Linked DNA regions of Homo sapiens: region 1 is linked to region 2. A link is an interaction called in ENCODE POLR2A ChIA-PET data of the cell type or tissue named here. Cell type or tissue: PC-9. All regions are shown on one strand. Links, peaks and the distances in the headings refer to the core of each region. The heading gives the core; the rest is flanking DNA.

Evidence for each region. Peaks named below come from ENCODE experiments on the same cell type or tissue, not always from the same donor. Only the 100,000 strongest peaks of a DNase experiment are listed, where the experiment ranks them.
Region 1: POLR2A ChIA-PET joins it to region 2 with 13 read pairs; 3 of 35 experiments call an interaction of 5 or more read pairs at or near these places.

Annotation. Positions count from the first base shown.
Region 1 is chr9:77,889,480-77,897,826 of GRCh38, forward strand. All of the region lies in intron 2 of GNAQ (G protein subunit alpha q), which reads right to left. LOC107987081 (a long non-coding RNA gene) reads right to left here. Exons shown (of 2, transcript XR_001746758.3): 2 at 5,734-8,347. Among named protein-coding and RNA genes, the nearest start is that of GNAQ, 140 kb to the right of the region's middle. In PC-9, for the core only: no CTCF peak of the experiment used is centred there; no DNase peak of the experiment used is centred there.
Region 2 is chr9:77,794,515-77,802,861 of GRCh38, forward strand. It overlaps GNAQ (G protein subunit alpha q), which reads right to left. Exons shown (of 7, transcript NM_002072.5): 4 at 3,006-3,134; 5 at 1-78. Among named protein-coding and RNA genes, the nearest start is that of GNA14, 150 kb to the left of the region's middle. In PC-9, for the core only: no CTCF peak of the experiment used is centred there; a DNase peak (open chromatin) is centred at 3,767; H3K27ac peaks cover 1,172 bases.

The DNA of each region.
Region 1 (8,347 bases), core at 116-8,115, 95 kb after region 2:
GTTTATTCATTTCTGATCTGTTTCTAGCATCTTGCTTTTGTCTGTAAATTGCAGGGTTTTCAGAATATTCTCAAAGAAGGATCAACTGTCCAATGCTTATTGGACACATGTTGATCCTTCCAGATCCCTAGTGATGCTGCAAGTTCATTTCCAATTTGCTGTGTTAAGTCCTTCTTGATACCAGGCAGAAATGTTTCTTGTTTTTTCTCTTCCCTTTATTATCACAGTCTCTAATGAGTCCTGCCCACTGTATTCAATTAGTATGCTTCTCTTTGTCAAAATACGTCACCGCTTATTTCTAACCAAATGCACAACTATCTTTATACCTGTTCTTTTGGTTTTTTCCCAAACTCTTAAATTATCATGGCCTAGAAATTTTAATAAACTGACATTTCATCCCAAATGAAGCTTTTGCTTCCATCTTTCCAGTTATCCGAAATGTTTGTCAAAGTCAAATTGTATTAATTTTACATGCAAACATTCTATAATATGCATACTAAAAACAAGTAAAACTACAAGTTAGTTACTCCTTTTATCTACTCGCTTACAAAACACATAATAGCTAATCCTTCAAATAGACATGGGTTTGTAAGTTTTCTACTTTATTCTTTATTAAAAATTATTTTAAATGTTTAAATTTTGAAATACTTTATCTTAGTTATAATGTATCTTAATTCTGTTCCCAATGTAATTGCCGATTCGCACATATCTTTGTATTGGTTATTTGGGTTGGCATACCATACTCCTAGAATCCTCCACAGTACTTCTTCCAGACCCCTAAAAAACTTGAGAGTTTGACTGAAAGACTTCATAATAATTTATCGAAGCCATCTGGCATTACTTAAGCTATGCCTAAGAAAGCTTTAGTAGCATTCATTTTCTAAATGTTCTTATTTCATCCTGAAAATAGAGGGGGCATAGAAATATGAGAATTAGAAACGTGTCATAAAACTGCATTGCAAGGCTGGGCACAGTGGCTCATGCCTGTAATCCTAGCACTTTGGGAGGCCGAGGTGGGAGGATCACCTGTGGTTGGAAGTTCGAGATCAGCCTGACCAACATGGAGAAACCCCGTCTCTACTAAAAATACAAAATTAGCCGGGCGTGGTGGCGCATGCCTGTAATCCCAGCTACTTGGGAGGCTGAGGCAGGAGAATCGCTTGAACCCAGGAGGCGGAGGTTGCGGTGAGCCGAGATCACACCATTGCACTCCAGGCTGGGCAACAAGAGTGAAACTCTGTCTAAAAAAACAACAGCATAGCTCTAGTAACAAAAATTCCATCAAAAATGCATTGAGGAGACATGATCAGGATACTTAGTTTTCAATCATTTGCCCAGAGACTCGTCAGATGGTAGTATCTTACTCAAAAGTCATGGTATAGGTGGGGCACGTTTAGTTGCTCATGCCTACAATCCCAGTAGGAGGATCACTTGAGGCCAGGAGTTCTAAACCAACATGGGCAAGCTAGTGAGACTCTGTCTCCCTGGAGGAGTAGGAGAAGGAAGAAATGCAAAAGATATGGTATAGCAAGAGAGTGTTTTAAATTTCCATAATCTGTTTCTTACTTTATGTATCCTTGTTTCAGGGCTTAACTTTCTAATTCATTAACATAATATTCAAATATAAAATGCACTGAAGTCAGCACTTAAGCAAAAATGAGAACCTTTAGTTTTCCTTATTTTGATTTTTTTACTGTATCCATTTTGCCATTTATATATCCTCATACATATTCTCATCTAAATTATTCTTTTTCTTGCCTATTCTCAGTAGCCAGCCCTATCACACGTTCTCCTCTCCATCTCTTGCTCTCTTTCGTAGCAGCAGTTCTTATCTTTTCTCTGCACGTTTAAATAGTTTCTGTATATTTTTGTTGAATTATTTCCTTTACCTAAAATAGGTTGTTTTTTGGGGAGGGGAGGAAGTAGGAGATCGGGAAATGGTTATTTTAATTTTACATCTTAAAAATAAAGCAATTTACTGACCTTGCCACCACATAATTTGGAAGAAAATTTCACGTTTAAGTTCCTTTTGTAAGGCTGAGGACATGTTGCTATTGCTCTGTCTTTATATGAATGTATTATACGATTGTCATCTAGGACTTCCTCAACACCCCAGCCTGAGGGCCCTGCCTTTGCCACTTCTTTGAGGCCCACTCACTGCCCCCAAGTATACGCTGTCTTTCCATTTTGCTTGCCCTATTAGATATGTGAGGTCAGAGCTTTGAAAGCCGTACTAGTTCTCATTAGCAAGGCCTCCATATCAATAACACAGACCAAACAACTGTGTGCAGTGCTTGCTGTTCACTCTTCCAGTGTGATTTCATTAGCATGTATTCCTTTAGTGTCTAAGCTTTTTCTTTTTCCCCTTCAAGCACATTTTAGACTCTAAGCAACTAATCCTTGTGGACAAACCCCTTTGAACTACAGCTTTGAAGCCAGGTCATCGCCCCAGGCATGAAACAAGATGAGAAATAAGCCTTTAAATACTAATTTCACCAAACCCTGCCTTTTTTCAAAAGCCAAGATTCTGTAACCAGAAAGCACCCCCCAGATTGTTTTTTTGTTTGTTTGTTTGCTAATAGGTCTTGAGCAGCAAATTATATTATTATTTTAAAACATACTAGGTTCTAGTTTCAGTTGTCCTTCTATGGCATCTAGGGATTCTTAAATCTAGCCTAGTGCATGGATTTTGAGTCCACTGAGCTCTTCTGAAACGTTATCTGTCACAGTGGGGCCTCTCTCCCCTGCTTTGTCTTCATGGGGCTTTCCAGCCCTAGTGTGGAACCCATCCTCCTCACTCCTCTGCAGCTCTTCCCCTTTCACAAGTACCTTCTATCACTCCCTATGCCATGTAAATGCATTAAGTAGGCTCCCAGCTCTGCCCACAACCACTGCAACTGATTATCAAACACAAAATAAACACAAAGAAGGACACTGTCTTGGATTTCTCATAGGTTCAATACTGGTTTCTATCACACCCACACTGGTTTCTTCTAGGTCAATGCCCACTTTCATGGACAGTGTTCAGAATATATATATGATGTTCTATCTTACAAGAGTGAATTTCATAAAAAGTTCATTCAGAGATGTGAAATCCTCGGTGCTGCGAGTGATCTTTAACAACAGTCATAAGCAATGTTTTGTTAAAAATAGAAGCTGAAGAGCATTATTGAATATTAACATGACCTGGGCTTTATTCTGTGGCATAAATGACGTGGAAATCAAACATATGCTACTCATTCTCACTTGAAAAAAGCTTCATTTATAGGGCACAGATAAGAATCTATGAGGAGATTAAAAACACTGAATGATCCCTTTTGGAAACTAGTAAATAATACATACTTTGAAAAGAAAGAAAATCCCTTGTCATGTTTGGTAAACAAGAAGCTCCTCAAAGTTTTTCCTTCACCTCTTGAATAGGAATAAAATTAAGAAACAATGGGTGGAATATATGCATATTTGAATGTAGTAGGTAAGATAACTCTATCAAAATGTCAAAGGGTTTTATTGTTCCATCCATTACTTAATTATCTAAGGGTAAACTGCCCACTTTATGGATAATCTACTAGGCTTGGAAAGCTTCAACAGGGTCATGATGTCAAAGGGTTTCAAACCAGAGCGACTCCATCTTGAAGTCACTGGGTAAAATGAGGCTGAGACTACTGGGCTGCATTCCCAGATTAGGCACTTCAAGTCACAGGATGAGACAGTAGGTCAGCACAAGATACAGGTCATAAAGACCTTGCTGATAAAGCAGGTTGTGGTAAAGAAGCCAGCCAAAACCCACCAAAACTAAGATGTCCGTGAAAGTGAGCTCTGGTCATCCTCATTGCTCAATTATCACACATTAGCATGCTAAAAGACACTCCCACCAGCATCATGACAGTTTACAGATGCCATGGCAATGTTCAGAAGTTAACTTATATGGTCTGAAAAGGGGAGGACCCCTCAGTTCTGGGAATTGCCCACCCTTTTCCCGGAAAACTCATAAATAATCTACCCCTTGTTTAGCACAGAATCAAGAAATAACTATAAGCATACTCAGTTGAGCAGCCCATGCTGCTGTTCTGCCTATGGAGTAGCCATTCTTTACACCTTTACTTTCTTAATAAATTTGCTTTCACTTTACTCTATGGACTCACTCTGAATTATTTCTTGCTCGAGCTCCAAGAACCCTCTCTTGGCGTCTGGATGGGGATCCCTTTCTGGTAACAATGAGGAAAAGCTGGGTTGTAAGGAAAACAGATGAACTAGTAGGTCATACAAGTACTTATAGTACAAGCTTTAAGTAAATTTATGGATTCTTGTCTATTTGGCACCTGAAGAAGAATTCAAGGAAATCAGGTCCTTGCAACTAAGCCATTAGAGGGTACAGCCTCAGCATCCATTAGAGGTGAAGTCTGCTCTCCCTGCAGGGGCCCCAGTCTTGTCTGACACCTTCTTCCTCCCCACTCTCACCTGCGGACACCATGCTAAACTCTCGAAATACATTTTCTCTGAGATGATTTCAGAATGGCTCCGGCATACCAGGCACTGCTTGAGGACTTCAGGGCTCTTCTAGTGTCCCCCATTTTAGAGGTGAGGAAAATGTGTCCTAGAGAAATTATCTCACATGGCAAATAAGTAACAAAGCTAGCATTCCAATCGAGATGTCTGGTTTGTAAACTCTTCTTTCCAGAATGCCATGTCTTTCATGTTATTTCTCTGTTATCTGTACTACATAGATAAGGGTATTACAGTATTCTTAAAATATAACTAAATTTTAAATGTTTCATTTAAGTCATAAAAGAAGCAGTATTGCTAATAATACACTGTTTTAATAGAATATATATAATATATATTTAATAGAAAATATATATTATATATATTTAATAGAAAATATATATATTATATATATATTTAATAGAAAAAAAATATATATTTTATATATATATTTAATAGAAAAAATATATATATATTTTTTGGAGACAGTCTCACTATGTCACCAGGCTGGAATGCAGTGCTGTGATCTAGGCTCACTGCAACCTCTGCCTCCCAGGTTCAAGCAATTCTCCTGCCTCAGCCTCCCGAGTAGCTGGGACTACAGGTGCACGTCACCATGCCCAGCTAATTTTTGTATTTTTAGTAGAGACAAGGTTTCACCATGTTGACCAGGAAGGTCTAGATCCCTTGACCTTGTGATCCATCTGCCTCAGCCTCCCAAAGTGCTGGGATTACAAGCGTGAGCCACTGCCCCAGCCTTTAATGGAATGTTTTTTAAGGGATTTGCTTGTGATAAAATGGTGAGAATAAATATTATTGTTTTCATTGATCAAGAGCATTATTTTCCAGAAGTGTTTATTTATATAATAAACTTAAGAAGAATGCTAATTATACCTCAATATAATATTTTCTCTTAAATAAAATAACAATCAACTAAAAAAAGAATGGCAGTGGCCGGGCACTCACGCCTGTAATCCCAGCACTTTGGGAGGCCAAGGCAGGCAGATCACGAGGTCAGGAGATTGAGACCATCTTGGCTAACATGGTGAAACCCCTGTCTCTACTAAAAATACAAAAAAAAAAAAAATTAGTTGGGCGTGGTGGCAGGCGCCTGTAGTCCCAGCTGCTTGGGAGGATGAGGCAGGAGAATGGCATGAACCCGGGAGGTGGAGCTTGCAGTGAGCCAAGATCACACCACTGCACTCCAGCCTGGGTGACAGAGCGAGACTCCATCTCAAAAAAAAAAAAAAAACAGAATGGCAGCAAACATCGACTCTGTGCAAGGCACTCTGGTCATTGCTTCACATGTGTTAGTTCATTTAATACCCACCCTGTGACTTAGCTATTTATTTTCATCATTCCCCTTTAACAGAGGAGAATATCAAGCACACAGAATGTAACTGATCTGCCCAAGATCACAGCTAGTAAGTGGTGGTGCTCAGATCCAGTCTTGGTGAGGGGAATCTGACTGCAGTGTTAGGCACTGTACTATCCTGCTGCTAGTTACACAGATGGTTAGAGGAAGCCTCAGAGCTGAGGAGGGAGGTGGAGACACTCTAGAGAGAACCTTCTCTTGGTCTGCAGGGTTTGAGGCCCTCAGAAGAATCCAACATGGCCTTGAAGTTGGATTACAGCTCTTGATACCCTCTGTTCCTCCTTGTGAGAGATGACAAGAAACGGACTGGAAAATGGCAAACAGAAAATTCCTGATACAGTTTGGCTCGGTGTCCCCACTCAAATCTCATCTTGTAGATCCCATAATTCCCATGTGTTGCAGGAGGGACCTGGTGGGAGATGACTGAATTATGAGGATGGATCTTTCCGGTGCTGTTCGCATAATGGTGAATGGGTCTCATGAGATCTGACCATTTTAAAAAACAGGAGTTGCCCTGCACAAGCTCTCTCTGTCTGCTGCCATCCACGTAAGATATGATTTGCTTCTCCTTGCCTTCCGCCACGATTGTGAGGCCTCCCCAGTCACGTGGAACTGAGTCCAATAAAAGCTCTTTCTTTTGTAAATTGCCCAGTCTCGGGTATGTCTTTACCAGCAGCATGAAAATGGACTCATACAATTCCTAAATTAGAAAATACCTAAAATTTTGCATTTAGTTACAAAGTGGTAGAAGACATGCTGGATAGAAGCCTGATCACAGATTTTATTTACAAATCTGGGGGCAGGGGGCAGTTTATTAGCACTTACCTAGTTAATACATGATCCCCATTTTTAAAAGTAGAAATTTACAACAAAAGAAGCTAAATTGGAACACTTGTGAATTACTTAATAAACTTCAGTAGCTATTTCCTTCTAGAACTCAGTTACTTTAAAACACTCACCAGGAATAATTTCAAACATACATAAAAGTTTGGAGAATTATAAAATAAACTCCCATAAACCTTTCAAAAATCACCAAGATTTTACCATACTATACTATTTGCTTCATTTATTCTACGTTTTAAAACTGTTTTACTGAAGTATTTCAGAGGAAGTCCTATCTGTCCTAAAGCTGTCACTCATCCCTACCTGCTTTAATATGCAGCAATAAAATAAAAACTTTTTTTATACAACGACAATGCCAACTGTCATGCCTAACAAAAGAAAGAATAATTTCTTGGTATCAAGCCTGGTCCATATTCACATTTCACCAGTTACCTAAAAATTATATTTCTTTTCTTTTTTCTCATTTCTTTGTTCCAATCAGGATACAAACAAAGGACATGCACTAACAACATTTTGTCTCTTCTAGATTTTAATACAGAACAGCTCCTCCTCAACTTCCCCTTTTATCATGCCATTAGCTCAATGAAGGCACTAGCTCAATTTTACAAACCATTTTCATTCATTTCATGACCCTAATTATTTACTATGCACTTCAGAACATAGTGGATCTGGCTGACACCTTCTAGCTTCAAATACTTATTTCTGTTCCTTCACTATTTGTCATAAAAGAGGAAAATGACAACATATGACACATTGCATGGGCAGCTGTGTTTTGTCCTCCAGAAGTTATCTACACTACTAAGGACTAAGCATGTCTGTTATTACAATGATACTTAATTATAAAGGGAAACACACTTAAGTCCCATTTGAGAGACTGGTAGGAACTCTGCCAACCCGCCCCTTTGCCCCATTACAAAGGAGGCACCCGTGCCAAACCGGGGTAATTCTCTGCAGAACAGAGCTGCCCACTGTTAATTATGGAGTTTGGGGAATTAGTAGGCTAACAGACGACTATGATGCCGGGGAAAATCAGTTTGCTGGATCACAGAATGTGCTCAGCTTATTTTCTTTGTCAGGGATTTTAAAATTATTTATGATGAAGCTCTATTGAATGTTTTGTAATAATAATGAAGTCTTAGTAACATGAATCCTTACTGCAGCAGAGCACAGCTATTAAATCTTTGCTGAGAGCACAATGAGGGAGCCAGGGCTTTTTGTAACCAGCAAGGACTGTCTACAGAAAAAAAAGTGAGAGGTGGCCAACTTCGAAAGGCAAATTCAATTTAATCTCACAGTGAAGCCACCAGGGGCAGCACAATGCTGGAATGGTCTCTGCTTTCATAGGATGCAGCTTCTCCCTGGCCTGCCCTCAGCCGGCTTGCCCTTCAGCACTGGGCTCCTGCCATGGGCTGATGAGCCTCCAAAGCAGGACCTGGGCAAAACTTCGGGTGGGGGTGTCCCCTGAGATTCTCATTAAGACTGTCTCCTTCTTATGCTCCTGGTTTATAGTCTACAAATTGAAACACCAAAAAAACGTATGTTTGAGTGAAGGGAGGCCACTCAGGATCTGAGCAGCTGCTAAGTGCCAAGATGGCCAGGGGCCACAATGTGAGGCTGGAAGGCACTGGGACTTCCCCTGCCCCACTC
Region 2 (8,347 bases), core at 295-8,294:
AACATGATAGAGGTGACATTTTCAAAGCAGTGTATCCATTTTCTTCTCTCTGACCTTTGGCCCCCTACATCGACCATTCTGCAAGGTTAACAATACTCATATTAATAACATATAAAGTAAAACTAAAAAGTCAACATAAATATAGCACTACTTACAAACTTAGGGAAAATATTCTCTTGAATGACGATGATCATCCAAGTCAATTCAATTAATACTTATTGAATAATTACTAATTTCTTATTACCTAATATTCAAAGTTAAAACATTCTGGGTAACACATCATGATGGTTTTAAGAAAGTTACCAGTGTGTACGAAAACTGTAACACTGTAAAAAACATCCTTATCTGTGCCAAGCAAAATGGTATTTTATTTAATGAAGCGCTGAAGAGTCCAAAACTGAATGAGTTTTGTGTTAAGCCCTACTGGCAAATACTGAACTTCAGTTTCTTTTCCTATAAAATCGGAAAAAAGATCCTCATGTATTTCTTATGGATGCTAGATATGACTACAAGTATACTTAAAATATGTGAGATGCTATACAATTCAATATGGGTGGTATGATGCTTCCACTAAATGCAGATACGACCCCACTCATCCTTTATCAGCAGGGTCGGCATGTTGGGCATTTTTTTCTTCCCAATATTGATAAGAATTTGGCACAGGTCCAGTCATGTCAGGTCACTTACTTGAAATAAAGTGTGAGTGAATGAAGATACTACAAGGTACAAGACGGAGGCCATCATGTGAACCATTTCAATCATTTGTTTTTAACACATCAATTCTGTGCTGAATTACTGCTCAGAAACCAACACTGACATCAATTAATTTGAGTGACAATGTATGTCTGAAAATATCTAGCAATGCTTGGCACTGAGTCAAAGTTTCTCCAAATTGTTGAATCCGTATCTTGAATGAAATGTATACAATGTTCACAGGAAAAAAATAGTCTCAGAGAATGAGCGGTTTAGGTACAAAAATTTGAAAGTAGGGCTCTTTAAACATTTGTTTAAAATTGCAGTTGCTCCTGGTGTTTTCCTGCCTCCTGACATTAAACCTAAACAAGAACTAAGATCTTCTAAGTCACTACTCGTAAGCCTAGTAAGGCACAGGAGAGAGATCTAAGGGGCAAAACAATGCATTCAGGGAGATCCACGTACTATGGACATCAAAGCCAGAATTCTTAGATCTTCGGAAGTATTAAAATGCTGGCTCTTCCCTAATGCCAAGGTGTGAATAATACGCTACTAATTTACGTGAAATCCTCATTCCATGAAACTCTGTCACACTGGGCCGTAAAAGATGCTTCTGATGGTGGTGGAAAATTATACTTCTAAGTCATTACTTTTACTGTAGTGGCAAAAAATGTACTTCAAAAGCCAGTGTACAAAACGTGGAAAAAACAACATGTAATTGTAATCTGGTTTCAGAATCCACTAATTGCGAAGCAATAAGGAGATGAAAATCCCCATGAAATGCTATGTTTTCTAAAAATATTTTGTAACATGGAGGAAGGAAATCTGGGTGTCTCAAATTAAAGATTTCTAAATACCATAGACTTAAAACGTAAGTAATATAGAATGCTGGAGCTACAAGGAACCCTGAGGATCATCTAATGCAATACAACCATTTTATAGATTAAAAAACTGAGGCTCAGAAATAGTTTCAAAATGCCACCTACTTTGTGGCAATATCTATTAGAACAATGTATGGCAGCCAGATTTGACCTCAGGTACAGAGGCCGATTAGAAGAAAACACAGTGTCACGGCAAGGAATGAAGGTGGGCCTGCTAATCAGAATCACTTGGCAGAGTGACACAGGAGATAATAACTTCTGCTTCATAACCAATATTGCACACATCCATCTTCAATGGGGTGGGCGCTCCTAGAAAATCAACTCTCCACACTCCAAGACACATTCTCATTTCTCAAAGCACCATGTAGTTTGTATTCTAACTAAAAGTACAACTGAGTGATTGCATAATAAGAGATTGAATGAAAGTACATCAGTATTGTTTATTTTTTCTCATCCTAAAAACAAAACAACAGAATGCTTCTGCTGAAGTATTATCCAGACAGAACACCAGCAGTGAGAGATGAGGTAATAAATTTTCATTCTATTTTGCTAGGTAAATACAGACTAGGTTAATTAACCCATTTTCAAAATCATGTATTTCAAAATTTTTCAAGCAACATATTTTATGAATACAAAACATCACATATTTTTCTTGCTACTGAAAAATTTTGCATTGGTACCAGAGGACGTGGGGAAAACACCAGCATGAAAACTTCTGACACTACTTAATTTCTGTGATTGACAGCATCATATGATCATTCATAGCTTACATAATTCTAAAAACATATCCATTGTCCTTACAGTTAAAATGATTGCCCAAAAAATTACAGTTAAGACCAATGGTTTACTAACCGATTTTACTCAACCACAAGCAAAACTAAGATTTTATTGATTTCTTAGTGATTTAAATTGAAATGCCAAATGTTCTAGTACAAGTACATCTCTCTCTTTTGTTTTTTTTTGAGATGGAGTCTCGCTTCGTAACCCAGGCTGGAGTGCAGTGGCGCAATCTCGTCTCATTGCAACCTTCGCCTCCTGGGTTCAAGTGATTCTCTCACCTCAGCCTCCCAAGCAGCTGGGATTACAGGTGCCCGCCAGCATGCCCGGCTAATTTTTGTATTTTTAGTAAAGAAGGGGTTTCACCATGTTGGCCTGGCTGTTCTCAAACTCCTGACTTCAGGTAATCCATCCACCTTATCCTCCCAAAGTGCTGGGATAACAGGCGTGAGCCACCGCGCCCGGCCTCCAGTACATCTTTCTGTTATTTCCTCCCTCAGGGATATGTCATTTTATTTGTATAACTAATGATAATAATTGGTATAAAGCCTATCTTGTTTTGAAGCCTACACATGATTCCAGTATTTATAGAGTTTACCAAATGTACTCAAGGCATAAAAGCTGGGAAATAGGTTTCATGGACTCAGTTACTACCTGAAAATGACACTTTGTAAGTCAAAGGGGTATTCGATGATCCCTGTGGTGGGGACTCGAACTCTAAGCACATCTTGTTGCGTAGGCAGGTAGGCAGGGTCAGCTACGCGGTCCAAGTCATTAAGATAGCTAGAGGAGGGAAGACACAATGAGAATGTCAGTGACACCATCACACCAAAGCTGTCTACGGAAAGGGAAGGACAAAAATGAGTCCTAACAGAGAAGTAAAGAAGAGAAAGAAAAATATCAGAAAGTGGTAGAGGAGTCTGTGGAAAAGAAAGATAAAGTCAACCTTCCATTACTGGAAGGTTATCCATCTATGGATTACATACACACCATAGTTCTCATTTCTTCTCTTATTATCAATTAGAACTCATACTCCCCAGAGGCAAGGGGTGGGAGAAAAAGAAATTCAAATTAGTTTCCTATTCTCTACTTGTTTAGTAGGTTTGGTTGTCAAAGCAGGAGTTTAAAACAAATAGTGTTTAAGACAACAGAGAGTTGCACATAAGGTCAGAATGCCTTTTTTTTCTTTTTCTTTTTTCTCTTTTTTGCAGAACATCAGAGTCTTCCTGGAATGAATTTCACTATTCTCCTAAGAGAAGACAGCAGGCTACAGTGTCCTAAATTCTGTCCAGAGCCTAAGTCATTCATGATTAATGTGAAGCCATGACATTTCTAGTTACTGCAGTAATAATGTGTCTAAGGTCAGATATTCCCAATGTTTGGAGTCACCACACCTTAACTTTATATTTATCTAGTTATATGATACTTGATACTTTTCCCTTCCCTTAAAAGAATTTTTCTTTTGAAATAACTTTAGACTCACAAGAAGTTGCAAAAATATTACAGAACATTTCCCTGTACCCTTTACCCAGCTTCCCCAAACAATAACATCTTACATAATCATAGTACATGATCAAAACCAGGGAAATGACACTGACACAAATACTATTAACAAAACTACAGACCTTACTGAATTTTATCCGTTGTTATATACTCATATGCTATATATTGTATGTATGTATACAGTCATCCCTCAGTATCTGTGAGCGACTGGATCCAGGACCTCCTGCACATACCAAAATCCCTGGATGCTCAAGTCCTCCATATAAAATGGAACAGTATTTGCATATAATGTATGCATAGTCCTCTCCTATAGTTTAAATCAACCCTAGGTTACTTAACAATGTAAATGCTATGTGAATAGCTGTTATACTGTAGTGTGTAGGGAATAATGACAAGAAAAGTCTGTACATGTTCAGTAAAGATACAATTTTTCTCTGAATATTTTTGATCCATAAGTTGTTGAGTTCACAAATGCAGAACCCATAGATACAGAGGGCTGACTGTATTATGGGGGGGTATCTAGTTCTATGAGATTTTATATGTAGAGATTTGTGTAATAACACCACAATCAGGACACAGAATTGTTCTATCACTACCTGTGTTATCCCTGGCAGTCACACATATGTTCTTCATCAATGTAATTCTGCCATGTCAAGAATCTTTTATTCCATTCATGTTTCATTTTCTCAAAGTGTAAAAAATAATCTGAAATGTTGAGAATGACATAATATGATAGAATTGAGTGGTATCTTCATGATTTCAAAGAGTAACTGTGTTCTCCTTTGTCCTGGAAAGGATGGGGCACAGACATGGCTTCAAAACACACAACTACAAAGTATATGCACAAAGTAACTAACTTATGAGCCAGATTAAAGAAAAGGTGGGACCCTTAATAGAAATGGAAGGGGTTAGATCTTCAACTCTGTATACCCACAAACAAGAGGTGAGTTCTAAGATACATAACAAGGAATGCCTTGTGCATAGCATGTTATAATTGAACAATAACAAATACTCAGTGGACATGACCTACCCAGGGTAGGGACTCTGACACACTCATCTTTATTTCTGCCTTAGTACCTAAAAGAATGCCAGACAAATAGAACTTAATGAATATGTGTTGGATGGATTGATGGATTTCCTATGCTGAGATTTAGTTTTAGCATTATTTAAATAGCATTCTTACCAGTGGTATTTCTGTATGAATGATACCCTTAAATTTGAAACTGAATGTAAAAAAAATGTTAAATCTACAAGATTCCTGGAATCATAAAGTAGGAGGATTAAATCTGAGTTTAACAAAGAGTTAAGTCTGACTTTAACAAAGAAATAAAATTACTGCTTCTTTGGAGGTGTGTTATCAATTCTTTAAGACAAAAAAAGTATCAGCCCAGAAATTCCTATTGCATATCAATTAATTAGTATTCCAGGGGCCTTATCCCTGATACATTGATGATTCTCTAGCTGGCAATCAGCTCTCTGTTGAGTAACAGGAACCAGCCTGATAGCTCCAATTATTATAAAACTGGCTGGAAGACAAATAGAGGGAGGCTGGGAGAATACTGGTGTGAAACACAGAAAGGAAACGTAAAAATGGACTAGACCCAGAATTTTAGTAAATATCTTGCCATGATCACGGAGTCCTCTGATAAGAGTTAGACGAGCCCATGTTCTGGGAAGGGATCTGTATTTCACTCTACTGATAAACCAGCTCATCACATCATAAATAAAAAATAGGAACACTTTTACACTGTTGGTGGGACTGTAAACTAGTTCAACCATTGTGGAAGTCAGTGTGGCGATTCCTCAGGGATCTAGAACTAGAAATACCATTTGACCCAGCCATCCCATTACTGGGTATATACCCAAAGGACTATAAATCATGCTGCTATAAAGACACATGCACACGTATGTTTATTGCGGCATTATTCACAATAGCGAAGACTTGGAACCAACCCAAATGTCCAACAATGATAGACTGGATTAAGAAAATGTGGCACATATACACCATGGAATACTATGCACCCATAAAAAATGATGAGTTCATGTCCTTTGTAGGGACATGGATGAAATTGGAAATCATCATTCTCAGTAAACTATCGCAAGAACAAAAAACCAAACACCGCATATTCTCACTCATAGGTGGGAATTCAACAATGAGAACACATGGACACAGGAAGGGGAACATCACACTCTGGGGACTGCTGTGGGGGGAGGGATAGCATTGGGAGATACACCTAATGCTAGATGACGAGTTAGTGGGTGCAGCGCACCAGCATGGCACATGTATACATATGTAACTAACCTGCACATTGTGCACATGTACCCTAAAACTTAAAGTATAATAATAAATAAATTTAAAAAAGAAAAAATAAATAAATCAAGTAATTCAAAACAACAACAACAAAAATCAGATAGCTACTCTGTATGGATGGGGTTTTCTAATTTATCAGCTTCTTGATTTGAAAAACCTGAATGTACATTTCGAAATCCACAAGTTCACCATTTAACTACTGTATACAAAAACTTATTTCAGAGGAATCAAATAACTTTAAATTTCCACTGGCAAGGCTGCTCAGAAATATATTGCCTGATAAACCATCTCTACTCGCTTAATGCCGTACACAGAGGTCAGAACAGAGGGCTGTTAATTCTTGTAATGGAAGGTGCTGTGGTGTTCCTGAGGTAAAGGGAAAGTGTGGTTTTCTGTTTTCTGGAGATGAACCTAACAGATTACTCATTGCCACTCCATAGTAAAGCACAGATGAGTGTTAGCACAGGAGAATTTAAAGAACCAGCACATGAAGTGGGAAATTACCTGTCACATTGCTTGGATAAGATGGAATCAGGCACATACCTGCCACTAGAAAACTTTCCACTTACAAGGGGTTAGAGGATACCCTAAAAAAATTGTCAGTGGTATCACTCCTAAGTTCAGGGTACTGAAATGAATATCCAAGACACTCATACTTGCAAGAATACTTTTTCCTCTTCATCTTTTCAATGGCAGTATAGATCACAGAGAATGACAACAACAGCATAACAACAAATAACACTGAGCACCTGATGCCTGCCAGGCTCTGTTCTGTCTGTTCATTGCCCAGGTATCAACACAGTTCACAGCAATGAAATGGCCATTAAAGACGCTTCATAAATTTCTGGTTAACTTAAAAGGAAGCTGCAGTTTTTGCTTGCCATTCTTTTTGCTTTGCCTCAGTTGAATAATAGAGAGAAAGGCTCACTTTGCTTGGGGTGAAAGAGTTAAATTAATCTAGCTTAACAAAAGACAAGACTAAGAGGAACTGTATCTAGCTCTGCTAGTTCCAACATACATCATCTAGAACCAAAAACCAAACCAAACAAAAACCCAAAACAAGGCAAAGAAAAACAACAAAACCTCCAACTAAACAAAAGACATACAAACTATTTGCTCCTAGAGTAAAATCTGGGAAGCTACCCAGGATTGAAGATATGTTACAGACAATTTGTGAAGCAGGTAAAATTTATAGACCACGAACGACATTTTTGGCTGGGCGCAGTGGCTCACACCTATAATCCTAGCACTTTGGGAAGCCCAGATCACTTGAGGCCAGGAGTTTGAGACCAGCCTGGACAACATGGTGAAACCCCATCTCTACTAAAAATACAAAAATTAACTGGGTGTGGTGATGCATACCTGAAATGTCAGCTACATCGGAGGCTTAGGCATGAGAATCGCTTGAACCTGGCAGGTAGAGGTTGCAGTGAGCCACCATTGCACCACTGCACTCCAGCCTGGGCAACAGAGTGAGACTCTGTCTCAAAAAAACAAAAACAAAACAAAAAACAAAAAAACCCTGCATTTTTCATTGCCAAGAAGGGATCAAAGAGCTGCTGCCCGCATAACCCCCAATCCCATGCAACCCCCCTCACTCTGGGCTCACAGGACTCAGAGGAGGGATTCAGCACACTCTGTATTTCACATCTGCCAGGGAAAAAGGGAACTTTGTTCCCCTAGAAATGGAGTTCTAGCATGGTAAGAGTAGAACATCATCATTTGATGGTCCTCGTCACATACTGAGAAAAGGTAATAAAATAATCTCTTAACTGAATTGTACTTTCCATTGAAGCATTTTCTATTCTAAAAAAAAAATTGGTGGAATATGAGGGACAGGTTCATGTTAAATTATTCCATTCATTCGACCTTTTAAAAAAAAAACCACACCGAGGTCTGAACAAATTTATACTGTAAATTCAGAGTTAATTATAGCCATAATTTGTTTTGTAGGAATGATTCTGAGTGGCTGTTGAGGTCATTCTCAAGGGTGTTGCCATGGTGCCAGGCACAGGTACATTTCCAAGGCAATGTATGTGTAACAAGTATCTGGTAGTGACTCTCTCCTGATGTCAGGGAGAGGAAGCTCCCATGTTTTACATAAGGCTTGTTAAGTGTCTAGGAGACAAGCTATTCATGTTAGAAAATGGGAGATTTAGCTGCTTAAACCCACCTTACTCCA